Regions from separate parts of the Homo sapiens genome. Here regions 1, 3, 4 and 5 are each linked to region 2. Evidence: chromatin contacts called from ENCODE Hi-C or POLR2A ChIA-PET data. All regions are on one chromosome and are shown on one strand. Each heading gives the region's core, a stretch centred on a gene start or an enhancer-like site at or near the end of the contact. The rest is flanking DNA. Distances are from core to core; before and after follow the strand shown.

Region 1 (3,689 bases), core at 460-2,959, 410 kb after region 2:
AATCCAGTATGGCTGATGTCCTTATAAAAAAGGGAAATTTGGAGACAGGCACATGCAGAGAGAAGGTGATGAGAAGAGGGAGTGAAGACAGCTGACTACAGGTCAAGGACAGACACCTGGATAGCTCCTTCCCGCAGCCTCAAAGGACCCAGTCCTGCCGACACCTTGATCTTGGACTCCCACCTTCCAGAATCAGGAGAAAATAAATTTTTGTTGTGGGCCGGTGCGACAGCTCATTCCCATAATCTCAGCACTTTGGGAAGCTGAGGCAGGAGGATCACTTGAGCCCAGGAGACTGAGACCAGCCTGGGCAGCATGGGGAGACCTGTCTCTACAAAAAATAAAATAGCTGAGCCTGGTGGCACTTACCTGTGGTCCCAGTTAGTTGGAAGGCTGAAGGGGAAGACCGCTTGAGCCCAGGAGGTCAAGGCTGCAGTGGGCTATGATTGCAGCACTGTACTCCAGCCTAGGTGACAGAGCGAGATCCTATCTCTAAAAAAAAAAAAAATTAAAAAACTGTTGTGTAAGTCCCTCCATCTGAAGTACTTTGTTGCGACATCCTCAGCACACTAATACAGTGTACTGAAGCTTTTTTGTGTGTGCTGTAGCCCCTCTGGTCCTCCAGGGTTGATCCTGAGCCCCTTCTTAGAATAATGTTTACATTTAAAAAATAACACACTTTGGATTACGAAGGAGAGAACTCTTGAAATACTGATATCAAAATGCCAAATATAAACATTTACGATGTAGAAATATATGTACCACTTTAATAATGCATTCAATAGTGGCAAGTCTGAAAACAACCGTAATTTCACAGTAGAGATGAAGGGTAAATACTCTTTCAAGACATCTGCAACAGGCTGGGTGTGGTGGCTCATGCCTGTAACCCCAGCACTTTGGGAGGCTGATGTAGGAGAATTGCTTAAGCCCGGAAGTTTGAGACTAGCCAGGGCAACATAGTGAGACCCCATCTAAAAAGAATTAGCTGGGTGTGGTGGCACACGCCTATAGTCCGAGCAACTTGGAGGCTGAGGTGGGAGGATCCCTCGAGCCCGGGTGGTCGAGGTTGCAGTGAGCTGTGATGGTACCACTGCACTCCAGGTTGGGTGACAGAGCCAGACTCTGTCTCAAAAAAAAAACAAAAAACAAAACTGCAATAACCATCATGTGCCATGAACATATTATGATTTTTACTGGTGACCGACACAGAGGCTGCTCATGTGGTATGCTGCCTATCTTCATAATGAAAATGCTAAATATTAGTTCCTGGCTAGTGGAGGAAAAGATTTTTTTTCCCACCCAAGTTTACATATTCTTGAATTTGATCTGTTCCTGGACTGGGTGGTGTCCACTAGGGGACTTTTGGGGTCTGTGGTTAGGCGACTCTGGGTGGATTGTCCCATGAGGCTGATGCCTCTTGCTCTTTGCTTAAGACTCAGTGACCCTTCGGCACTTGGGGGCCTTGTGCCAGGGGCAGGTGGTCACGGCCCCGCCCCTCTGTTGTCATGGCGACAAACCGATGTGGCCTCTGGAAGCTGCTCCCTTCTCTGTCCTCTTCCAGAGCCTTGCCGTGGCTCCGGTAGATTTCTCTGCATAGCTTGTCTGTGACTCGGCGAAGGAGGTGTGTGGAGAAGGTGCCAGTTCCCTCAGCGGAGCCACCCTCGGGGCCTGCGCCTGACTCAGACAGGAAGTAGCTGACACTCCATGCCAGGAAGTAGCTGACACTGCATGCCGGGAACGCTGTCCCCAGCCTTGTGATGGAGTCAGGCCTCTGCCGGTGACTCACCGCCATCACCCAGGCGCTGCTCTTGCTGGGAATTTTCTCATGAGCTCATCTGGGCAGTGCAAAGAACCACACAATTGTTCCCCACACGCGTTCTTATTGTGCAAAAGGGAAACCTTGGTTTGGATCTTGTGGGTTTTTTTCTTTTTTTGAGATGGAGTCACGTTCTGTCACCCAGGCTGGAGTGTAGTGGTGCGATCTTGGCTCACTGCAACCTCCGCTTCCCGGGATTCTCCTGCCTCAGCCTCCTGAGTAGCTGGGATTACAGGCATGGGCCACCACGCCCGGCTAATTTTTGTATTTTTCATAGAGAGGATTACATCATCAAGAATGAAACATTTTTTTTTTAATGGCTTAAGGGGTATATGGCTCTTCAAATACACGCAGGGGTTATGCTTTCTCCATGTGGAGGGTGGTGCTCCCTCTGCAGCCCACCCATTCGGAGACAGGCTTTCTTCATGCTGGAGTATCTCATTCCTCGAAATATGCTTGCTATTTCATGCTTGAAATCAAGATGTCTCCCAATTCATGGCACCTTGTATTTGACAAATAGACTGCGTAAAGACAGAGTCTGTCTTTAGGGAATGAGAGGATTTTTGGTAAAAACAGAACCAAAACTTCTACTGACCCAAGAGAAGGCTTTGTTTGCTTGGAGTGGATTATCAGCCAAATGCTATCTTTATTTTGTGGGATTTTGGCCTTTGAATCAGGTTCATGGGTGGCATGCTATAGAAATAGGATAACAAATGGGATAATTCTTCAAACAGAAACATGGCCTAGAATGGGAGGGGTTGTTGTTTATTTATATGTATGTGTCATAAAAATATTTTAGATCATAACTTAGCAAATGTATGAAAGTGGAAAATGTGTTTATGGATCTATTTCATAAAAGGGCCATGCTTCAGAAAAAAAAAAAATCCCAAGAAACAAACCAAAAAATGCCAAAAAGAGAAATCTCTGTATGGGAGACTATCATTTAGCTGCAGACAGGATAGTTACAGATTAATTGCTGGCCTTATCTAACTACTAGCTACAATAACTCCAATTTGGGGTCGGCCAAGTACCAATGAACTTCGCTTTCTCTGGGCAACAGCTGAGATGTTGCAGCTGCAAGTGGGGTTAAATAGCCTCCAATAAAGGAAAAAACTTGAGGAGTAATTCAATTAAAAAAAAATTGACATAATTATAGATTCAAGGATGATGCAAACAAAAAGTGTGCAGGAAGGTCCTTGTCCCCTTCCCTCAGTTTCTCCCAATGTGACATCTTACATAGCTACAGTACAATATCACAACCATGATATTGAGATTGGGTCACAGAACCTACCTAGATTTCCCATTTTATATGTATTTGTGTGTGTGTGTGTGTGTGTGTGTGTGTAGTTGTAGGCAGGTTTATCACATGTGTGGATTCTTATAACCATCACCCAAATCAAGATATATCTTGATTTTGCTCCATCACCAGGAGGCTCCCTCATGCTACCCCTCTAGAGCCTCAAGTCACCTTCCCTCCTTTCTCCTCCCCACCTGCTGGCAACCACTAACCTGTTCCCCATTGCTGTAATTTTGTCATTTCAGAATGTTGCATAAATGGAATCATATTGTATGTGATACAGTTTGGATCTGTGTCCCCGCCCAGATCTCATGTTGAAATGTAATCCCCAGTGCTGCAGGTGGGGCCTGGTAGAAGGTGATTGGATCATGGGGATGGTTTCTTTTTCTTTCTTTCTTTCTTTTTTCTTTTTCTTTTCTTTTCTTTTTTTTTGAGACAGAGTATCGCTCTTTCACCCAGGCTGGAGTGCAGTGGCGCGATCTGGACTCACTGCAACCTCCGCCTCCTGGGTTCCAGCGATTCTCCTGAGTAGCTGGGATTACAGGTGCACACCAACACGCCCAGCTAATTTTTGTA
Region 2 (3,716 bases), core at 601-3,100:
TCTGGGCAACAGAACAGGACCCTGTCTTTAAAAAAAAAAAAAAAAAGAAATGCAAAATTAAAATCATGAGATAGTACATCATGTTAGTGGCCATTAAAAGTGTGATACCGTGGCCAGGCGCAGTGGCTCACGCCTGTAATCCCAGCACTTTGGGAGGCCGAGGCTGGTGGATCACCTGAGGTCAGGAGTTTGAGACCAGCCTGGCCAACATGGTGAAACCCCATCTCTACTAAAATACAAAAATTAGCTGGAAGTGGTGGTGTGCGCCTATAATCCTAGCTACTTGGGAGGCTGAGGCAGGAGAATCGCTTGAACCCAGGTGATGGAGGTTGCAGTGAGCTGAGATTGTGCCACTGCACTCCAGCCTGGGCGAGAGTGAGACGCCGTCTCAAAAAAAAAAAAAAAGTGCGATACCACACAGCTTTGGTGATGGGTATGCCTGGGAAGGAATCTTGGCAAAAGCGATGTCTGTGGTGCTCAAGACCCATCCCAGCCTCCTGGGCATGTGAGCCCCACACTGCAGACACAGGGAAGTTACCAGCTACATGCCCCAGGCTCCCCTAGGTCCAGATTTTGAGATGTGAGTTGGATTCTGCTAATTGCTTGAGTTTCGGAAAGCAGAAGCGAAAGCCGTATTTCTGCTTCCACTGGCAAAGGCTGCAAGTGATTTTCTGTGGAGTGTTTTCTGATCATTTGGCCTCTCGACTGTAGCAGATGAAGACAGCAAGCTTCTGGAGTTGGAAGCGAAGGCAGCAGCTTCCTATACTGGCAAAGATTTTCCTGATTGAAAAGGCACTTCTTTTTGAGGCCTAGGTCTGAAGTACAGCCCTTGATATCGTCCCTGAAAGTTCAACGAGATTTGTTCTCGAGCCTTCCTGACAATTCTGCATACCATCAGGACCCCGTAACAAATCTTCTGCATAAGCTGGCTCCAATGAACGCTAGTCTCTGCTAACTGAACTGTAGCTGATACAGTTGGCAACCTAAAAAAATGGACAGATCCTTTGATCCGCTTCTAGGAATTTATCTTCCAGTCATTCCCATAAGGACACAAAGATGTGTCCGGCACTGCTGTTTATAATAACTTAAACAACCCCAGAATGTCCTAAAATGTCCAGAAATAGGGAACAGCTTAGACAAATTGTGGCACATCTGAAAGATGGAATGTCAGAAAGAATGCAACATTATGCAAAGTTAAAAAGAATGAGGTAGATCTTTAAGAACTAATGAGAAAATGAAAATAACAAAACAAAAAGAACTAATGAGAAACAATGCACTCAGTTTAAAGTTGCAAGAGTGTTATATGATCCTATTTGGAATAATCTTTATTTGTACTGTCTGAATTATTTTTCCCCAGAAGCAAATATTTTAGAATATAAACTCATTAAAAATGAAATAAAGCGCATGAGTGTTACATCATATATAACCTTATTCAAATCCATGGGTAATTCCTTGAAGGCATACCATGTGCAGGAGCTGTGTGCAGCCTTCTGGGGTTTGTAAGGTGCGTAAGATACAGTAACTGACCCAGGCGGGGTGCGGTGGCTCACGCCTGTAATCCCAGCACTTTGGGAGGCTGAGACGGTTGGATCACCTGAGGTCAGGAGTTTGAGACCAGCCTGGCCAACATGATGAAACCCTGTCTCTACTAAAAATACAAAAATTAGCCGCGCACGGTGGTGGGAGCCTGTAATCCCAGCTACTTGGGAGGCTGAGGCAGAAAAATCACTTGAACCCAGGGGGCGGAGGTTGCAGTGAGCCGAGATCGTACCACTGCACTCCAGCCTGGGCGGCAGAGTGACTCTGACTCATAAAAAGAAATAGTAACTGACCTCCAGGGATGCATGACTCAGTGGCCTTGACTACCACTTATATAAATAGTTCTAACATAAGGCGAACCATGGGATAATTGCTACAAAGTGCAAAGCAGGAACAGGGGCGGAGAAATTAATTCTTGTGAACCTGGAAGACATCTGACGACTCTGCTGGGTGTGGATGAAGAGATTATGCCAAGAGCTAATTTTTATTAAATGCTTTTTCTATTCCTGGGTTCTTTGAGAATCATTGACATTTATTATTTACTACACATCAGACACGGTGTTAAGTGGCTTAGATGAAATGTCTTTTTTTTTTTTGGTTATCAGATAACCCTTTGTGAAAATATTTTCCTTTGCATTCTTTAACTAGCTGGGCATTCCACAGCTTCACTGTTGGTATCATCTGTGATACTATCAACATGGCAGCTCACAGACTGGGCAGGCCCCAGGAATTCTTTTTTTTTTTTTTTTTTTTTGGAGACGGAGTCTTGCTCTGTTGCCCAGGCTGGAGTGCAGTGGCGCATATTCGGCTCACTGCAAGCTCTGCCTCCAGGGTTCACAGCATTCTCCTGCCTCAGCCTCCTGAGTAGCTGGGACTACAGGCGCCCACCACCATGCCTGGCTAATTTTTTTGTATTTTTAGTAAGAGACGGGGTTTCACCACGTTAGCCAGGATGGTCTCGATCTCCTGACCTCATGATCCTCCCGCCTCGGCCTCCCAAAGTGCTGGGATTACAGGCATGAGCCACCGCAACCGGCCCCCAGGAATTCTTTAATGGTTCCAGAGAGTTCTCTGGCTAAAGACTGCTGCTGCATCTGTTAGGCAATGTTGACAATCTCATCAGAAGTGGTGCTACCACTGTGTTTCATGTTTTTGTGTTTCTTTCTTTCTGTCGGTGGTTCCTGAGGGTTGTGACGATCAGGGCAGAGGCAGAAGGCACCACCTCAATCTGGGCCTGTCTGCTGTGGCTGGTCAGTTTCACTATCATCCTCAGACTCTTCCAGTCAATGGTTGGTGATGTCATCAGCAACCATTTTTGGAGACAGACCCAGGGAGCTGACCTTGGGGGCCAGTGCAGATGTGGCACTGACTTCACCACTGGTACACCTCAGATATACAACTTTGATCTCGCTGGGGTCAAACGTAGGTGGCTGCGGTTGGTTGAACTCAGGTTCAGGATGACTGAAGCAAGTTGCACTTGGCTTTCTCTGAGCCGAAAAACGAAAGGTGCTCAGGCTCCCAGCAACTCTGTGAAGAAAGAGTTATTATCATCTCAGTTTACAGATGAAACAGAAGCTCAGAGAGGGCAAGCAGCTAGCACAAGGTCCCACAGCTGGACTCAGGGCTGCTGGCTACAGGGCCTGGCTCTACATGCTGCACAGTCAGAGAGGGAGAGTCCCATGCGCAGTTGGAAGGGAGAAGGGAAGGGGAGGCTGGCGCTAGATAGTAACAAGCTGTGTGTTTTGGGCATTTCCCCTGTACCAGACACTGTGCTAAATGACCCTTCTGCTCTGTTTGCCTGGAAAAGTCCCCATCTTAGTGAATTCTGACTTTCCACCTACTGTCCCGGAGCAGCTGACTGTGGTGGAGAAAACTGCAGGACAGGGACCCTCAGCTGCTGCTATACAGCCAGTGATCCTGCCACGTCCCTGACTCCATGGGCTTTCAACACGAGGCCTCCCCAACGCAGTGTCCACACCAGCATTACTGTGGAACTTGGGAGACATGCAGATCCCACAGGAGAGGGAAGGGGGAGCTGCTCTCAATTCAGATCAAGTTTCCCCTGTGCCAGAAGAATCAGTCCTCCAGATGGGTGGGCAGCACTGGGCCTGAGGTGAATGTTACTGTGCTGTACGCTCACAAAGTTAGAGGGCAGAGCTCATATTAAAGGTTCATAC
Region 3 (3,869 bases), core at 372-2,871, 370 kb before region 2:
CATCCCCGACTTAGCCCAGGGCCATGGTTCCTAGCAGGTCCCCCCATCTTTTCAGCACCCAGCGTGTGGTCTTCTCGGCGGCAGCTGAGCACACTCCTTCTGTCCACCATTCCCGACACATGGGTCTTCCTGGTCCTTCCTCTCGGAACCGGTTCCAGGTTAGAAGTGAGGTGCCTAGAAATGAAACAGCTGGTCCTCTCTGTGTTTTCCATCCATCCTGCAAAATCGACTCCTTGCTGCTGGGATGACAAGATGAAGTCCAAGCTCACGTCCTGGTGGGGTGGGAAGCGTGGGTGGATGGAAAAAAAGGCAAAAATGCCTAACTGTGATGGATGCTCTGCAGAGCTAAGAGGGGTCTCGTAGTAAAGGGGGACAGGCTGATAGCTTTTATTAGAGATCGAGTCAGCGTCTCTGAGGGATGACGTTTATGCTGCGAACTCGGTGACAAGACGGAGCCAGGCAGAAAGTCCAGCTCAAGCTGCATCCCCGAGGCAGCAGCAGACCACCTGCCCACTCCTTCTGCCTGCCCACTGCTTCCTCATGCCCCACCTTCTGCAGCTTTTAGTCCCAGGCCGCCTGGCAGACTTCTCTGCAGATCTCAGGCTTCTCCCAAACAGGCCAACCCCAGAAGGGTGTCTGCCCCTGGACAACCATGCCAGGAAGGAGGCACATTGGGCTATTGAGATAACTCTAAAGGCAGAACTTTCAGAATTGAACATCAGTGACACTGAGAAACGAGGATCAGGAGGCCCTGTGAGCAGTCCAGCCCCTCCCCACAGGCATCCTCTCCAAGGCACCAGTCCACTTGCTTCCCAGCAGAAACATCCCAGGTCCAAAGGCAGGCAGAGAGCCGGCCTGGGAAGGGGCTACTCTGCACCCCAAAGTCTCCAGGAAGCCCCAAACTCACCCTGAGCCTGCAACACCCAATTATCCAAATGGTCTTCAAAGCCTCAGATGCTTTACAACCCAGTCCAGCAGCCTCTGACCCTCAATAGTATCAGCCCCAAATCCTGTGTGCTCAGAGCCTCCCAAGGCTTCCAGTCCAGCACCCTCCCCGACCTCGGCCACAGCTGTCACTTGTGCCCATGGAGCGCTAGGGCCCGGCACTGTGCCTGCAGATCACTGGGCTCCGTGTGTTTTGCTGCGGGAAGAAAGGGAAGGAGGGAGAGGAGGGAGGGAGAGGGTAGCTGGGGCAGGGAGACTGAAGGAAGAAGGGCATTAGCAGCTGTCACTCCTGGAGCGCTGGCCTCTCTGGAACGGGGTGCTCTCTGTCTGCATACTGGGGGCAGCGTCTTTCCTCTTCCTCTTCTCCTCTTCACAATGTCTGACAGTCCACACATCCAAGAGGGAAGGAGAGGGTTTCCAAGATACCTCAGACTCTGTGTGGATTCAGATTCTGCCTTGAAGCTGGTGGAGCTGGAGATTAGGAAGGGCCTGGGCCTGCAGGCGGAGGAGAGGCAGCTGTCCCTGCTGACTCCCCTCTCCCTGACCCTCCCCTCCTGGTCAGCACCTTCCTGGCTTGAGAGGAGTCCAGGACTTTCCTTTTCTCCAAATTCTGGAGACAGGCAGGCCCCAGGGTTAGAAGCAGCACCTTCTACCCTGTTCCGATCACAGCCTGAGTCTTGGACAAGGGCTCCTCCGGCTCTCAGTGGCTCCAGGATTCTGAGAACTCTGACATGCTTCCACCATCTGACAGGCAAGAGGCCAGATGGGCCTGGTTGGCCCACCCTCCCGATGGTACCAGCAGTAACTCTGACCCGGCAGGGTGTGGACACGGCTCAGCCTGGTGGGGCTGGAGTCTCTCCCGTCCCCTGCTCACTCCCCTCCCACCTCGTCCAGAACTGCTCAAGGCCCCGGGGTTACTAAGTCAGGCCCTGTCCCTCCAACGCCTTCCTCTCTGCTTCCCCTCCCCACGTCCCTTCCTTTCTCTGCTGACTGCCTCCACCTTCCCTCCTGTCCTAATCAGCTCAGGCTTAGGTGGCCGAATCTGCCTCCTACAGGGCCCATCTCCCTTGCCCTCCTTCATACCACACATCACTGCCAGCATAAGCTTCCTAAAGCACAATTTGGCCGCACGTCCCCACAGGTTAAAAACCTTCCGTGAGTCTCCATCTGATCTTCTGGGGAAGAAATAGCACTAATCTTGGTGACATTATGCAAAACACTTCTGCGGCCCCACAGACGCTGTTCTTAGCACTTTCTCCACATCCCCCACCCCCCACCCTCCTCACAACCACGTTGAGGCGGGTCTCACTGTTACCCCCAGCTACAGTTGAGGAGACTGAGGCAGAGAGAGCCACTGACTTGCCCAAGGCCATATCACCAGGCTTCACTGGGACTTGAAAAGGATCCAGACTCCTTCAGCAAACCATCAGGCTGTCTGCGACGGCATTCGGACCTCTCCCTTACCTCCCAGGCAGCGCGGGCTCCCCAAAAGACACTGACGCTCCCACTTCCAAACCGTCACTCATGCAGTTTCCTCACCAAGAACGCCCCACCCCTGTTGAAATCTGCCCCCGCCTCAGTGCCACTTCCTGGAAGTCTGTCCCCTTCTCTGAGCACCTCCTCGAATGGGAATCCACTGACGAGGGACCTGACCCACTGTCTTTGCATGGCCATTTATGTTACATCTCCTGGGCCCAGAGGCCGGCGCAGCGTCTCCCTCCAAGTCCCTGCAGACTCACAGTAAGGAGAAGCACCCAAGGAAACACTTGTAGAATAGTGAGTGAGTGAATGAAAGTCACCAACACCTCCTCCATGAAGCCACGACCACAAGGCTCCCGGTGCAGGAAAATACTGTTCATCAAAAGCACTGAGATTTGTTTTTGTTTGTTTTGTTTTTGTTTTTGTTTGAGACGGAGTCTTGCTCTGCCGCCCAGGCTGGAGTACAGTGGTGCGATCTCGGCTCACTGCAAGCTCCGCCTCCCAGGTTTAAGCAATTCAACTGCCTCAGCCTCCTGAGTCGTTTGGATTATAGGTGCCTGCCACCACGCCTTAATTTTTGTATTTTTAGTGAAGATGGGGTTTCACCATGTTGGCCAGGTTAGTCTCGAACTCCTGGCCTCAAGTGATCCACCTACCTCGGGTTTCCAAAGTGCTGGGATTCCAGTTGTGAGTCACCGTGCCCGGTCCAAAACACTGAGATTTGACTTCTTCCTAGGCCAAAGGTCATCTGGGCAGCAAGGCAGGAGCTCCCGGATCAGGAAAGTGCAGGCACACCATGTCTCTGAGTGGTGGGGTGGGGACAGAGGCTGGCAGGCCACCAACAGGGCAGCATCTGCTCCCAACCAAGGTGACTCAGACCTCGCCTTGTCCAACCTGCAGGCCTCCCAACAGTGGGGCTCTATAAGGCTGGCGTTCGCCTCCAGGGTTCTCCCCGACACTGGATGCCAACCTGCCCAGGGGCAGAAGGGAGGTTGGGCGTGGGGAGTGCCGGGTACAGTCAGAGTTGCCAGGACAGTTTGGAGCAGTGCCTCTTAATCTTGGCCGCACAGCACCTGGGAGCTTTAAATAGACCCCCACGCCTGGGCGCCCCCACCGCTGACCCACCAGGGCTCAGTGCAGGGGGATGGCTCACACGGCACATTCTCCAGAAGCTCCTGGGGTAGCTTCCAGGTGCAGCCGGGGTTGGGAATCGCTGGCTTATGCAACCCAGCAGAGAGGCGGGAAAGGCAGAGCTGAGATCGGGTGGGGCCACCTGTGGTGGGGAAAGAGATGAGCTCACACCTGGAGATGGTAAACAGTGCAAAAGCAAGAAGAAGCTTACAGAAGGAGTCGTTGGGCCTTTGCCCCAGCTGCAGCCACGTGAGAGGGAAGCCAGGGGAGGAGCAAGGTGCAGGCATCTGTGGGCTGGGCAGGGCCTGACTGCA
Region 4 (3,608 bases), core at 881-3,380, 280 kb before region 2:
TTAATCTGTTGCTAATTATCTTATGTTTTTTGACACTATTGTAAATGGAATTGGTTTTTTAAATATCAGTTCCCAAATGTTTGGTGCTACTATATGAAAATACAATTGATTTTTGTATCTTGACCTTTCTTCAGAAGTGTTTTAATGGGATCTGAAAGAAGAAGTGAGAGAGGTTTAATGAATCAGCCTGTACCTGAACAGGAAGAGAGAAAATGAACAGAAAGGGAACTGACATGCATCGAGTTCTCTATCTGCAAAGCACTCTGCTGGAAATTTTTCATACTTAATTTTCACAGCAACCCTGTGAAGTTGGTTGTTATCCATGTTTTACAGATAAGGAAAGGAAGTGCTCCAGGACCCCACAGGTAGCAAGTGGCAGCCAGGATTCAACCAGAGCTTTTGAGCCCTAAACCCTGCATTCCTCTCGGTATACAGCGCTGCCACGATGCCGCAGAGCAATAGCATGTCAAGTGCTCGCAGGATGGATGCATAAAGAGGTGGCAGCTTACATCAAAGCCAGGTGACCTCCCGTCCAGCTCCTGCAGCCAGGAGGTGTGAGATCCCTGGTGGGCACATAGAGCTAAAGTTCTCCCACCTGTTCTTTCTAGGGCTTAAGCTGCCATGAGCCAATAGGCATGGATGGATGTGATATCCACAGCATGGTGAGCCATGGGCAACAGGGGCATGACCTAGTCCTGACCACACTGGGCCAGCACCAGGCCGGCCATGCCTCCCCAGAGCCTCCCTGGTCTGGGAAGTTTGTGGGCAGGATAGCAGAGCTGTGAGGATCAGTTCCACCTTGCAGATGAAAGAGTACCCTGAGGCCCAGACAGAACCCAAGTGCTGAGCCCGAGAAGCGAAAATCAGCACTTGGGCTTTGTTCCCCAAACCTCTCCTAACATGAGCATCACCGGGGGCAATTTTTCTAAAGCAGATTCCCAGATAACTTCCCCAGAGTTTCTGATTCAGTAGGTCTGAGATGCGGCTCAGGAATCTGTGCTCTAAGCTGCCGAGTGATTCTTCCAATCAGGATATTCTGAGAAACATGAAGTTACTGCTTCCTTAAGGGATTAGGGAAAAACCTGCAGATTGGATGGGAATGAAACAGACCTCCTACCAGAAGTGAGGTAAAGGTCGAAGCCTGTGCTCAGGCAAGCGAGCTGCGTGAGTACCTAAAATGTGTAGGGGATTCCCTCTTCGATGAGTAAAACGGCCAGAGCTCGGCTCTTAGGAAGGTTAACTCCTGAAATGTTGGGTGGGGTCAGGGAGGGACGCCATGGAGAAAAGGGCTTGGCTATGACTCTCAAAGCCTTCAAAGGAAAATGCCCCCCTCTGGCTCCCCAGGATATGGCAGCACAAGACGTCCAGTGGGTAACTGGAAAGAAACCGTCCCAGGGCTCGTCACAAATCACTGCCCAACCAATGAATCACAGGTTATCTAGACAGGCTGAATTCACCACCTTTGCCCATTGGCCGCTTAGGTGCTGAGGCCGCAGGATCTGCCAGCACAGGACCATCAGTTCCCTCCCGTGCCTTATTTACATTTCATTTTATTATTTTTTTAAATTTTATTTTAGAGACATGGGGACTTGTGTCGCGCAGGCTGGAGTGCGGTGGCACAATCACAGCTCACTGCAGCCTCCACCTCCTGAGCTCAAGAGAGCCTCCCACCTCAGCCTCCTGAGTAGCTAGATTACAGGCACGTGTCACCACCCCTGGCTAATTTTCTTTTAATCTTTTGAGGCTGATGTTCTGGTACGTGGGAAAGGAGAGGGAAAGGGGCTGCAGAAGAGAATGAGAGAAAGGGAGGAAGGAATTGAAGACATTCAAGTGTGAGTGGGGAAATGCATAAAAGAGAAAAGGCTACGCAGGGCCAAGTGGACCCCTGAAAACACAGACACAGAGCAGGCACATGCTGGTGGTGCATGGCAGGGCGCTGTGCTGGGGGCTGTCCCGGCCTGGAGAGGGGCAGAGGGATTGCAGTTGACATGTCAACAATCGCTCCTGAATGGCAAGCCCGAGCCCTCCCCTCCACTCCTTCACTCCTGAAGTCCGGTCAAGAGGCTCCAGGCTCTTTTTTGTTACCTTTTTCCGCACCACTGGTTGCCCTGGCAACAGCCGCAGCTGGCCCGTCTCCCAAATCACAAGCTGTAATGAGAATCTCAGGCAGGTTTGTTCTGCTCTGCTGGCTCGCAGACAATAGGTGGAACGCTGGCCCACAGCTGTGGTTTCAGAACCTGTCCCCGAGGATGCCCCGCAAGTAAGGGGAGGGAACAGGGTCTGGGAGGAAAGGTGAGAAAGGGCTCAGCTAAGAGAGAAGGCAGCGGAGGAAACAGGAATGTCCTGGAACTTCCCTACCACCACCTCTGGGACAAACCGGCTGGATGGGAGTGCACAGTGGATGGATCCATAGCTGAATACACAGCAGCACCTAAAGGAAGTGTCTGCCCAGCCCCCAGCCTGCGCCTGCGCCTCCACTGTTCTCACCCAGCGGCTTCAGTGAAAACACGCTGTCCAGATCCACAAATGACCCAAAGCTTCCAGGGAGAGCAAATGTGCTGCAGGCGACAGAGCTGGTATTCATAAAAGAGACCATATTCGATTGGAACAGTGGGCGGAAACTAATAATTTTGAGAAAGATATAGGAAAAGTTGGCTGAACAGAAATTGTCTCGAGAGGCCGGGCGCGGTAGCTCAGGCCTGTAATCCTAGCACTTTGGAAGGCTGAGGCAGGTGGATCACTTGAGGTTAGGAGTTTGAAACCAGCCTGACCGACATGGTAGAACCCCGTCTGTACTAAAAATACAAAAACAAATGGCCAGGCATGGTGGCGGGCACCTGTAATCCCAGCTACTTGGGAGGCTGAGGCAGGAGAATTGTTTGAACCCAGGAGGTGGAGGTTGCAGTGAGCCAAGATCACGCCACTTCACTCCAGCCAGAGCGAGACTCCGTCTCAAAAAAAAAAAAAGAAAAGAAAAAAGAAATTGTCTCGAGAGTCCAAATCACTCGCAAGCTCAGTGCACATCAACAGGGACGCAGCAGCTTAGAACACAGACGCAAGCGGGAGGCACGTGTGCCAGTGTGTCACTGCAGCCCATTCTTTGCCTGGTGGCTGAGCACCCCTCAGGTAAAGTGTATGGGGTCTTAGAAGTCAAGTTGGTGGATGCAGTTTGAATTCAGCTTCCAGTATTTAAAATGTTTGTAATTGTATAAATCAGAGGCTGTGTAATGTTGGGGTCAAAAGCAGGAATGCTGGAGCCAAACTAACTGGGTGTGAATCCCAGTGTTTATAAGCTGTGTATCCTTGAGGAAGTTACTTCACCTCTCTGAGTGTCAGTTGCCTCATCTATACAATGGAGGCAATAGCACTGCCTCCCTCCTAGGGTTTCAGTGAGAATTGAGTCAGTGACTCTAGGTAAAACACTCAGAAGAATGCCGGCACACCGAAAGTGCAAATTCTGGTTGCTAATGGTATTAGTGACTCAGCTGTTGCTTTCAAAAGGTTGATGAGTTGTTTTTGCCTGGAGGGCCCTGGACTCGGAATGCCTGGCCACCCTCAATACTCTCGAACCTAAACTCCTAGTCACCCTTGTATGGTCAGGCTGTGTC
Region 5 (4,076 bases), core at 310-2,809, 300 kb after region 2:
ATGTGAGTGGAATCTTACAACATTTGTCTGTTTGTGCCTGGCCTATTTCACTTAGCATCAAGTGCTCACGGCTCATCCACGTTGTAGCATGGGTCAGAATTTCCATCTTTTTGGAGGCGGAGTAATGTTCTGTGTGTTTAGTCACATTTTGTGTATCCATTCATCTGTTGTTGGACACATGGATTACTCTACCTTCTGGCTGTTGTCAATAATGCTGCTGCGAACATGGGTCTACAAACATCTCTTTGAAACCTTGCTTTCAATTCTTTGGGGTGTGTATATACAAGGAATAATCTTTTATTTCATAGCTTTAGCATCTATTGATGATTCTTGAGTGAAACACTTATCAGAGTGTCCGTAAAATGGCTATTTACCATTTTTGTCATTCTTTCCACATTTATTAGTTGGCATTCTTTTGTAAAGAAGCTCTTTCCTGCCCATCCTCCCTTTTACTAGCTTTAATTTCATCATCATTATTAATAGTAGTAATAGTACCAATGTGGACTCCGGGATTTTTAAAATTATGACTGCATGTGTTAGAATCCATTCCTGACATACTCAATTGATGCTCAAGCCACTCCCAGTTTGGGTGAGAACCCTTTCAGGCTGGCTGCTGTGTCCTTGACACGCCCCCTTCAGCTTTTGAGCTCTGTCTTAACTCCTGTTCCAGGCTCCTTGTGTCCTTCCCAGTCTCGGCCTTGGGAGCAGCCACTCCTCCAAGGATCCCTGGGTACTTTCAGTGGAGGATGGTCCTTAGAAGGCTGGATCTGGGCTTTTGTGTGCCTCTTCTTGCTACCGGAGTGTCCGTGTTTCCAGGGCGTTTTTCATGGATGGAGCTGGGAAACATTTTAAAATTGTAAATTCAAACGGATCAGTTATTCCAGTCCAGCAGCACAGAGTTCTTCCTCTCCTTCCCCCGTCCCATAATTGTATCTTTCATTTGCTTTCTGTGTTTTCCCCAGGAATGTTGTCTTCATCTTGAATCTCCTTTGCTACTGGCTGTACTCATTAGCAACATAAAATTCCTCGTGATAACCTCTGACCCCTATCCCATGTGTGATGACACCGAGTTGAGGGAGATCAGACATTCAATGCAGAGGTGGGGGCCAAGACCAAGCCTCCTGGGGCTTAAGAAAATATCTCCAGAGACGGGAAGTCTGGAAGGGAACTCCATCACGAATATTTTATGTTCCCTCCCTCTATTGTTCTCAATCACTGCACAAGTGTATATTACTTTTTTTAATAACAAAAAGGAACTTTTAAGGTAACCCCCCACAACCCTATATAGACTGGATGTCAACTCTTTAGTCCTAGATACACCTGGAGCCTGGCGTCGTGGGGACAGAGGCAGGTCCCTGTGCTGAGGGCGGTAAGACAGGGCGGGTAGGTGGGGACCCAGCTGGGAGGTAGGGGGGCCAGACGGGACATCAGCTCCCGGGAGCCCCGCTCTGGGCACGGTGCGCGCCTCCACCCTCCATTGCACCCCGCGCCTGCTTCCTCCCAGGTGCACCTCGGGCGCCTAAGCCAGCTGGGTCCCGGGCCCCGGGAGCAGCTGCGGGCCCGACGGGGGCGTGGCGGGACCGGCGGGGGCGGGGCCTGGGGGTGGTCCGCGCGGATTGGCTGCTGCCTGCGGCGCACGAGCCGGTCAGCGCGCACCCCGCCCTTCCCGGGCCGTGCGGCACGCCGCGTTCACGTGCTGTCGCGCGCCCTCCCGGCGTGCGCCGCGCGGCCCCAGCCTGCTCTGCGGCGACTGTCCGGCTCGTGAGCTCCGCGTGGATCCGGCGCTGGGCCCCCTACGCTCTGGGGACCTGGGGTTGTGTTTCCGGCAAAGGATGTTTTCCGAGAAGGCCTGGGAGCGGCTGTAAATAATACCCGAGAGGAAATAGGCCCGGCAGGTGTTTTTGCGCGTCCCGGCGTTGGGTGTGGCTGCGGCGGGCGTGCAGGCCGCAGATGAGGAAACAGACTAGGAGGGATTTAGGCATCTGGACTCTGCGGGGCGGCCCGGGCGCGCAGCCCGTTTCCCTGTGGGTTGAGGGCGCGGGAGAAGTGGGCGGCCCACCCCACCCCGCGCGTGGATGCGGGGCTGGGGCAGGTCCGCGGTGGAGGCGCCGCCAGTGAGCACCCGGGGACCGCTCCTAGCCCCCAGTGTGGGACACAGACTCCCTGAGGACCTCGTATGCGTTGGGTCTGTGGCTCCATCCGAATCTTCATGAACAGGGCCTGCGGTGAATTTGGGGAGAGTGAGTGAGCGGGTGAAGGGTCAGGAAATAAGTCACAGGAGGCATGGTTGAAGAATTGGGGATGTTTAACCCAGACATGGCAGGACTGGGCACACTTGACCCCTGTCTGGAAGTATTTGAAAGACTTCTGAAGGGGGCCAGCCCCTCCACACCTGTGGGTGTTTCTCGTCAGGTGGGAGGAGATACTGAGAAAAGAAATAAGACACAAAGTATAAAGAACAGTGGGCCCAGGGGACTGGCACTCAGCATACGAAGGACCCGCACTGGTGGCCGTCTCTGAGTTCCCTCAGTATTGATCATTATTTTTACTATCTTGGCGAGGGGAGTGTAGCAGGGCAACAGGTGGGGAGAAGGTCAGCAGGGAAACATGTGAGCAAAGGAATCTGTATCATGAATAAGTTCAAGGAAAGGTACTGTGCCCTGATGTGCACATAGGCTAAGTTTATGTTTCCCTTTACTCAGACATCTCAGTGTAGCAAAGAGTAACAGAGCAGTATTGCTGCCAGCATATCGCCTACAGCCACAGGGCGGTTTTCTCCTATCTCAGAATAGAACGAATGGGATTGGTCTGCTTTACACCGAGACATTCCATTCCCAGGGATGAGCAGGAGACAGAAGGCTTCCTCTTATCTCAACTGCAAAGAGGCCCCCTCTCTTTCACTACTTCTCAGTACAGACCCTTTACGGGTGTCTGGCTGGGGCACGGTCAGGTCTTTCCCTTCCCAGGAGGCCATATCTCAGGCTGTCTCAGTGGGGGGAAACCTTGGACAATACCCAGGCTTTCTTGGGCAGAGGTCCCTGCAGCCTTCTGCAGTGCATGGTGTCCCTGGTTAATCGAGAATGGAGAATGGCGATGACTTTTACCAAGCATACTGCCTGCAAACATATTGTTAACAAGGCACATCCTGCACGGCCCTGAATCCATTAAACCTTGATTCAATACAGCACATGTTTCTGTGAGCATAGGGTTGGGGCTACAGTTACAGGTTAACAGCATCTCAAAGCAGAAACAATTTTTCTTAGTATAGATCAAAATGGAGTTTCTTGCGTCTTCCTTTTCTGCATAGACACAGTAACAATCTGATCTCTCTTTTCCCCACAACTTCCTTATGAGGAAGAGGCTAGACTTTCCTTCTCCCTGGGGGCACAAAACAGATTTTCCCAGGTGGAGAATTTCAGGTCAGTTACACAGAGCCGGCAGGGATGAACATGTCTGGCGTTCTTTGCAGGAGCCAGATGTTTACCTATGTTAGTGGGAGAATAGTGGAGCTCAGATGCAAGTTCTCATCTGCCAGACTCCAAAGCCCTTGCCTTTTCTCGATGCGTCTATTTTTTTGTAAATGTTTTAGTTCAGAGGTACATGTGCAGGTTTGTTATATAAGTAAACTCGTTTGTTGTAGATTATTTCATCACCTAGGTATAAGCCTAGTACCCAGTATTTTATTTTCTTTTTTCTTTGTCTTTGTTTTTTTTTTTGAGACAGAACCTCACTCTGTCGCCCAGACTGAAGTGCAGTGGTGCTATCTCCGCTCACTGCAACCTCTGCCTCCCGGGTTCAAGCGATTCTCTTCCCTCAGCCTCGTGAGTAGCTGGGATTACAGGCGTGGATCACCAGGCTCAACTTTTTTTTTTTTTTTTTTTGAGACGAAGTCTCACTCTGTCATCCAGGCTGGAGTGCAGTGGCACGATCCCGGCTCACTGCAACTTCCGCCTCCTGGGTTCAAGCGATTCTCCTGCTTCAGCCTCCCCAGTAGCTGGGATTACAGGTGCCCCGCCACCACGCCCAGCTAATTTTTGTGATTTTTAGTAGAGATAGGCTTTCTCCATGTTGGCCAG

The links. Hi-C counts contacts between places; a loop is a spot of excess contacts on that map. ChIA-PET counts read pairs that join two places held with the same protein, here RNA polymerase II (POLR2A). Pooled maps may share reads with other maps.
Region 1: a pooled map shows a loop between it and region 2 (5-fold over the local background). The contact joins two enhancer-like sites. A Hi-C loop is called at or near these places in 2 of 50 pooled maps. POLR2A ChIA-PET finds 5 or more read pairs at or near these places in 2 of 52 experiments (PC-9 and Panc1).
Region 3: POLR2A ChIA-PET joins it to region 2 with 16 read pairs in PC-3. The contact joins two enhancer-like sites. POLR2A ChIA-PET finds 5 or more read pairs at or near these places in 2 of 52 experiments (PC-3 and activated T-cell).
Region 4: a map with no recorded cell type shows a loop between it and region 2 (7-fold over the local background). The contact joins two enhancer-like sites. A Hi-C loop is called at or near these places in 5 of 37 single-sample maps with no recorded cell type and 4 of 50 pooled maps. POLR2A ChIA-PET finds 5 or more read pairs at or near these places in 2 of 52 experiments (OCI-LY7 and activated B cell).
Region 5: a loop to region 2 is called in a pooled map, with 4 times the contacts of the local background. The contact joins two enhancer-like sites. A Hi-C loop is called at or near these places in 2 of 50 pooled maps. POLR2A ChIA-PET finds 5 or more read pairs at or near these places in 4 of 52 experiments (B cell, T-cell, WTC11 and 1 more).

What each region holds. Positions count from the first base shown.
Region 1 is chr10:6,273,707-6,277,395 of GRCh38, forward strand. It overlaps a transcript of PFKFB3 not described here. Among named protein-coding and RNA genes, the nearest start is that of LINC02649, 51 kb to the right of the region's middle. RefSeq lists enhancers at 1,289-1,398, 1,549-1,988. Within about 2 kb of position 1,710, at least 31 of the 41 ENCODE cell types and tissues checked have a DNase peak (open chromatin) inside an H3K27ac peak, as active enhancers do.
Region 2 is chr10:5,859,626-5,863,341 of GRCh38, forward strand. It overlaps ANKRD16 (ankyrin repeat domain 16), which reads right to left. Exons shown (of 8, transcript NM_019046.3): 8 at 1,991-3,066. It also overlaps the pseudogene RPL12P28. Among named protein-coding and RNA genes, the nearest start is that of TRV-TAC3-1, 7.7 kb to the left of the region's middle. RefSeq lists enhancers at 2,812-2,861, 3,162-3,231, 3,432-3,561. Within about 2 kb of position 1,851, at least 4 of the 41 ENCODE cell types and tissues checked have a DNase peak (open chromatin) inside an H3K27ac peak, as active enhancers do; they include B cell, where a contact is called at or near this core.
Region 3 is chr10:5,485,195-5,489,063 of GRCh38, forward strand. No RefSeq gene overlaps it. Among named protein-coding and RNA genes, the nearest start is that of CALML5, 12 kb to the right of the region's middle. Within about 2 kb of position 1,622, at least 3 of the 41 ENCODE cell types and tissues checked have a DNase peak (open chromatin) inside an H3K27ac peak, as active enhancers do.
Region 4 is chr10:5,581,626-5,585,233 of GRCh38, forward strand. No RefSeq gene overlaps it. Among named protein-coding and RNA genes, the nearest start is that of LASTR, 13 kb to the right of the region's middle. RefSeq lists enhancers at 1,779-2,307, 2,914-3,608. Within about 2 kb of position 2,131, at least 7 of the 41 ENCODE cell types and tissues checked have a DNase peak (open chromatin) inside an H3K27ac peak, as active enhancers do.
Region 5 is chr10:6,162,117-6,166,192 of GRCh38, forward strand. It overlaps a transcript of PFKFB3 not described here. Among named protein-coding and RNA genes, the nearest start is that of MIR3155B, 12 kb to the left of the region's middle. RefSeq lists a silencer at 1,307-1,786 and enhancers at 2,197-2,306, 4,026-4,076. Within about 2 kb of position 1,560, at least 30 of the 41 ENCODE cell types and tissues checked have a DNase peak (open chromatin) inside an H3K27ac peak, as active enhancers do; they include B cell, where a contact is called at or near this core.